Linked DNA regions of Homo sapiens: region 1 is linked to region 2. A link is an interaction called in ENCODE POLR2A ChIA-PET data of the cell type or tissue named here. Cell type or tissue: Panc1. All regions are shown on one strand. Links, peaks and the distances in the headings refer to the core of each region. The heading gives the core; the rest is flanking DNA. Region 1 has its middle 71 kb from the start of LINC01080. Region 2 overlaps LOC105370276 (a long non-coding RNA gene).

Evidence for each region. Peaks named below come from ENCODE experiments on the same cell type or tissue, not always from the same donor. Only the 100,000 strongest peaks of a DNase experiment are listed, where the experiment ranks them.
Region 1: POLR2A ChIA-PET joins it to region 2 with 11 read pairs; 4 of 35 experiments call an interaction of 5 or more read pairs at or near these places.

Annotation. Positions count from the first base shown.
Region 1 is chr13:80,080,543-80,083,466 of GRCh38, reverse strand. No RefSeq gene overlaps it. Among named protein-coding and RNA genes, the nearest start is that of LINC01080, 71 kb to the right of the region's middle. In Panc1, for the core only: no CTCF peak of the experiment used is centred there; a DNase peak (open chromatin) is centred at 1,646; H3K27ac peaks cover 757 bases.
Region 2 is chr13:80,357,748-80,360,671 of GRCh38, reverse strand. LOC105370276 (a long non-coding RNA gene) reads right to left here. Exons shown (of 4, transcript XR_001749939.2): 2 at 1-116. Among named protein-coding and RNA genes, the nearest start is that of SPRY2, 18 kb to the right of the region's middle. RefSeq lists enhancers at 300-1,064, 1,065-1,829. In Panc1, for the core only: no CTCF peak of the experiment used is centred there; no DNase peak of the experiment used is centred there; H3K4me3 peaks cover 298 bases; H3K27ac peaks cover 1,514 bases.

The DNA.
Region 1 (2,924 bases), core at 196-2,695, 280 kb after region 2:
TCACCTATGGTAATGAAATGTTAATCAAGATATTTAAATTACAGCTAATGGAATGATGGCATCGTATAAGGACCAGATGTAAAATTCATTACCATAGGCTCTGTTTATTCCCTGTATAGTCATTTCCTGCTCCCCTCACCCAACATTTGACATTTCCAAGATGGTGGCAGCTTTGGAAATTTTATGATTTGATTGTGGTTTGGCTTGAGTTCAAATTATAGGGTCTGAATTTGATCAAATTAGACAACTAATGCCTCAGGCAGGAACAGTGCATGCCAATGTCAATGGTGTTAAGATGTACTATAGCATTAACTTGAGACAGAATACTGCAAACCCTTATGGTTCATAATACTTCATGTCCACAAACTATCCTTAAAACTATAATAGATGGATGTGGCCTGTGATGTATTATTATTATTTCAGCTCTTGGAGGGCTGAAATCTTTTGATCCAGAAACATGGACTTCTTGTGAGTCAATTCATTTGTGTTCACCAATGTGTACAGCAACCACATCCTTAACCCTCCCTCCTCTGCAAAAGCAGCATTGTTGAGGAGTCATGGTGGCATGCTTGTGTGACTTGTCTCATACTCTACTGCAGTTATTGTATTCATTCTTCCATTTCATGTCAAATTCTGGCACTGTGTTAAAAGACATTCCAGTGTAGTTTTTGCTTTAAAACAAGAGAAATGAGTTTATAGATTCCTGCTCAGAAGATATTTGAATAAACAAATCCTTACATTTTTATCTTTGATGAAAACTCATCTTGTTTTATTTCCCTTATGCAGGCTGTCTCATATCCTAAAATTCAGCAAGCACAAGGGACACAGTCTTTGGGCTTCATGCAGTGTGACAACATGGCCTTTTGGCAAAACATCCTAGCACCAGGCAGTGTCCTAAATAATGCCTTGTAAGTAGTTGTAAGCCCTTAGCTCTGGAAGGGCTTCCATAACTGTGTCCTCTCTCAAACTTCTGAGGTCCTGGGAGCTAGTAGAGTAAGGAAAGATGTTTAGTTTCCCTGCCTGACAGCACCCACCTCCAACCTTCCTCTCCTGCATGACTCCAAATTTCATCACTTCTCAGGTCTAAGAGGAAGGCTCTGAACAAAGCATGATGGTGTGGGAAAAAGTCACAGACTAGGACTCAGTTACCTGGTGTTTGCTTGGCAACTAACTGCATGCCCTTGAGCAAGTGATTCCACCTCCCAAGTCTTCAATTTATTCAAGTAATCAAGTAAGAGGTTACAGTCCATGATTTAATAACAGAAACAGTGACTGAATTCTTACACCTAAAACTGAAAAAATATTGAGTTAATAGCAATTAATATTGTTGAAATAGAGTAGATGTCAATTCCTCCTATATAAATAATGCCCTGCTTGCCTTTATGATACTTTTGTAGCAATTACTTTACTGTATGCATGTTAATCAAAAGATCACACTGGGCGTTTGGGACTTCACCTCTGGCTTTGGTATGAACCAGGTCTTAAATAACCGTGTGACCTCAATAGCTCACTTATTTTTCTTACCTGAAAAACAAAGAAAAGAGATCGATTTCATGGTCGCCAAAATCTCTTTGTCTGTTATCCCATAAATGATGCCTATGCTCAGCCTGGTGCCTTTGGGAAAGTCAATGAAAGCAAACATAAGATGATTAAGAGCTAAACTATGTCTTTAGCATGACACAGGTTTGCCTCAAACCTGGAAACTGGAACTCTTAGAATTAATAGCAGGAAAACAAGTTATTGTATAATTGATTTTTCCTTAAAGTATGCATTTTCATTTATCAATTACCACGTAAGAGGTCATCTCAACATTAGAGGACTTTAGTTCATAAGCATATAGCTGTTAACTTCTTGGTATATTCCAAAGTCTCTGGTCTTTTAAGTAAATCTGCTGACTTTAGTATCTAACTACCTAGTTTCCCTAGATACTATCTGATCTGTCTTGATTACTGTCAGAACCTCCGTTATAATTAGGGTTATTCCCTAGTTGAAGAGGAAAGATAAAATTATAAAACTCTTTTGCTAAAACACACCATTTCATTTGGCATATTCTGTGCTTTTCCTAATCCACCCCCAACCCCACATATTTAAAAATGAGAAGTGAGGTAAAGGATGGTTTTTTCTCAGTCCAATGGAGAGAGCTGACAAGCCAGACTAATAGCTAGTCGTAGGAGATCAGATAACATTGTCCTAAAAGGAAATGGAGGCTGGGGGTCTGCAGTTTTATTAGATCTCCAGACTGTGTGATATCCCAATTATAATATCCTTGGCTCATTTTATGCATCTTAAACTCATCCCAAAAACAATATTGAAATTATCTTTCTATCTTTTCATATGTTTAATTTTCAGAGACTTTGAGTTTGATTTTTGTAAAAAAAGATTTTATTTTTCATAAGAAATATAAGAAATATCATATACATGAAGCCTGGAGTATAAAATGATCTAGATTTCTAAATAAACTTATTTCAGTCTACAGCCATACCACCCTGAATGCGCTCAATCTCGTCTAAATAAACTCACTTCAGAAAAAATTTAAAATAGCATTTGTAACTAAGAATGTTCAGAGGAAATACTTCTTAAATATTGGAAGTTTTTCATATATATATATATATTTGTGTATGTGTCTTGTTTTCAGAAGAAAAAATGTCTCAATTCTTCTAATGAAGATCTCAAATTAATAAATTTTAGAAATCAGGATTATAATTGTGACTGTCTCACAAAATTACTTTTTTACTTAGGGAAAAATAAATACTTCAAACACTTTTCTATTTAGCAGAGTCTTTTTTAAAAATTGAATGTATGTAGTCCAATGATTAAATTATAGCTTTTTCCATTCATAGTTTGTAATTACTATTAAAAAATGAGTAAATAAAATGAACAATATTTGCTGAATTCTATAAGTTTTCAAATGTCTATGATACATT
Region 2 (2,924 bases), core at 145-2,644:
CAGGGTTCCTAAATCAATAGACTAAAGAAAAACTGCCTTGTCATCAGAACTCCAAAATATATGGGTCTCAGGAGAAACAAATATGTGGAGCTGTAGATCTAAATCCAAACTCAACTCTGTGGAAGAAAACAAATTTTACCTGTAAAATAAGTTGAGCTACTTGACCAGTACATTAGAAATTACACAGCAAAATACTCTAAAGACAGGATCCTAAACTCATTTTCCTTTCAAAAGTAGGGAGTGAACAGATAAGGGACACTAATTGCAGCAAACAGAATGCAAAACTGAAAAGCTTAAATAAAAAAGACTGATGAAAGCATAACATTAAAAAGAGAAGTGTTTAACTGTTAAATCATCCAAATTGCTTTGCCAAATTTTGACATGCTTGGTTTCCTGTAGTAAAATCTCATTCTTTTTTTTTTTTTTTTTTTTGGCTTTTGGAAAAAAAAAGTGAGGAAAAATAACCAGCTGTTCCTTGTATAGTTCAGGAAACAAGTTTGATTTATTACTTTAAGGTTATTTTTGAATGAGCTGCTTGTGGGAGCCAGAGTGCAGAAGTCACTGAGGCCTGTCCACTTGAAGGGCTCAAACTGTTTCCTGAACAGCCCTTCTTCACTCCTCACCTCCGACGGCTATTATTGACAACGTGTGACTGGGGCCTTCTAGGATTTTAAAACAGCAGGGGTCCCAGCCAAACAATCGGGCTGTCAATTACCTTTTCCCCTGTTGTGAAAGAGGGGCCCAAGACAATGCAACTTCTCAGCAGGGAGTTGTGCAGCTCCAAGTATGTAAGCCACCCTTGCACCGTTCAGCATTCAAAACCAAGTAAATGGTTGGTGCCTTCACTTTTGTCTGTGTGTGTCGGTGCAAACCAGAATTACTGCAAGGTGTAGATGTCTCCACGGCTGGATTTTTAAGTTCTTGGTAGGGCAAAACTGACTCTGTACATTGTTATCTCTGAGCTTCATGGAAGTTTTTTCTAAGTTCCAAACAGACACAGAAAGTCCCCCTCCCCCCACCTCCCAGCCTCCTTCTGTAAGCTTGTCCTCTGGGAACGCCCAAGCCTCTCTACCTATACTGTGGCTTAAAAAACTTCCTGTGGGCATTGATGACTTGCTGTGAGCACTGTCCATCATCCCGCCCCTTTGTCTGGCAGTCACTTCCATTCGAATTTGACTGACTGAGGCAGCCTGAGTTATTTGTAAAGAACAACAAGGCTTTTCATTCATAATTTTAGTAGGGGGACAGGGTGCTAATGACTGAGCTTGAAGAACTAGGGAATGTGGTATTCAAGGCAGGAAGAAGCTCAACTGGCTGCCAGATGAGGGAAGGAAAGGATGTAGGTGAAATGTGTCTGCATAAAAAGCCAATGACATGAAGATCACGTGTATACAAATAGAAATTGAATTTTTAAAACGTGAGATAATCTGAAGGATGGAAGCAGGAAGGAGGGCAGGGAAAGTCTAACAGGATTTCATTAACTTTGGGGTCAAGTTATGTGCCAGAGTTTACAGAATCCGAAACCCATAAAGTGTCTACAAAGGAAGTGATCTTTTCTTCCACTGCTGGTTCTCCTACAAAAACAAAAGAGTAAAGAAAAAAAAAAAAGAGGAAAACTGGTTTTCACTCTTTTTTGGTACCTTTCACATACTCAGACAAAGAGGGTTTGTTTTCCCTCTTTGGAACCAAATCTCCAAAGAATTTACTTTTGGGGTCTGTAGTCCATTTTATGTACATACAGCATGAACATAATATGTAATGATTTTACATATCTGCTGCTTCCAAAGAAGAAAATTTGTAAAAAGGTAAATTTATAGTTGAATTATTTGTATAGGTAAGTCTTATGTGATTTATCTTTCTTGCAAAAATAGTAAAATTGTGGTTTGGTTTTTTAAAATTAAGAAATTAAAACTCACATTGAAGTTTTTTACGTATGATTTTGTTCAGATTCATAGAAAAAAATTGAAATAACAATGTTGCATATTTGCAATCTACTGTGAATTAGCAGAATGATACAAAACGCTTTTAAAAAAAAAATGTAATTCCGGCTGGGCGCGGTGGCTCACACTTGTAATCCCAGCACTTTGGGAAGCAGAGGCGGGCGGATCACCTGAGGTCGGGAGTTCAGGACCAGCCTGACCAACATGGAGAAACCCAATCTCTACTAAAAATACAAAATTAGCCAGGCATGGTGGCACATGCCTGTAATCCCAGCTACTTGGGAGGCTGAGGCAGGAAAATCGCTTGAACCTGGGAGGCGGAGGTTGCAGTGAGCAGAGATTGCACCATTGTACTCTTGCCTGGGCAACAAGAGCAAAACTCCGTCTCAAAAATAAATAAATAAATAAATAAATAAATAAATAAATAAATAAATGTGATTCCATAAGTGAAGAATGTTTCAATCATTTGTAGAAAATCTTTACTATGTTTCTTTCATTAAAGCAAGTCAAATAAAGGCAAAATTGAACAATAACAAATGCTGATTTTTGTAAAGATCGGCAAAAATAATTTTTCAGGCAATGAGACTCTGGCTCTTTCCATGTTTAGTCTATTAGGATTTGTGTTCTCAGGGAGCACTTAGGGCTACTGAGGCCTTGAGTCAATGTTCAGACCCTGGGTTGGGTGCTTACTAATCGCTAAACTCCTAAGCCATAAGCTGACCCAACAAACCTTCCTAAAAACAGAGGAGCAGCCGGGCTCAGTGGCTCACGCCTGTAATCCCAGCACTTTGGGAGGCCGAGGCAGGCGGATCACGAGGTCAGGCGATCGAGACCATCCTGGTTAACACGGTGAAACCCCGTCTCTACTAAAAATACAAAAAATTAGCCGGGCATGGTGGCAGGCGCCTGTAGTCCCAGCTACTTGGGAGGCTGAAGCAGGAGAATGGCATGAACCCGGGAGGCGGAGGTTGCAGTGAGCCGAGA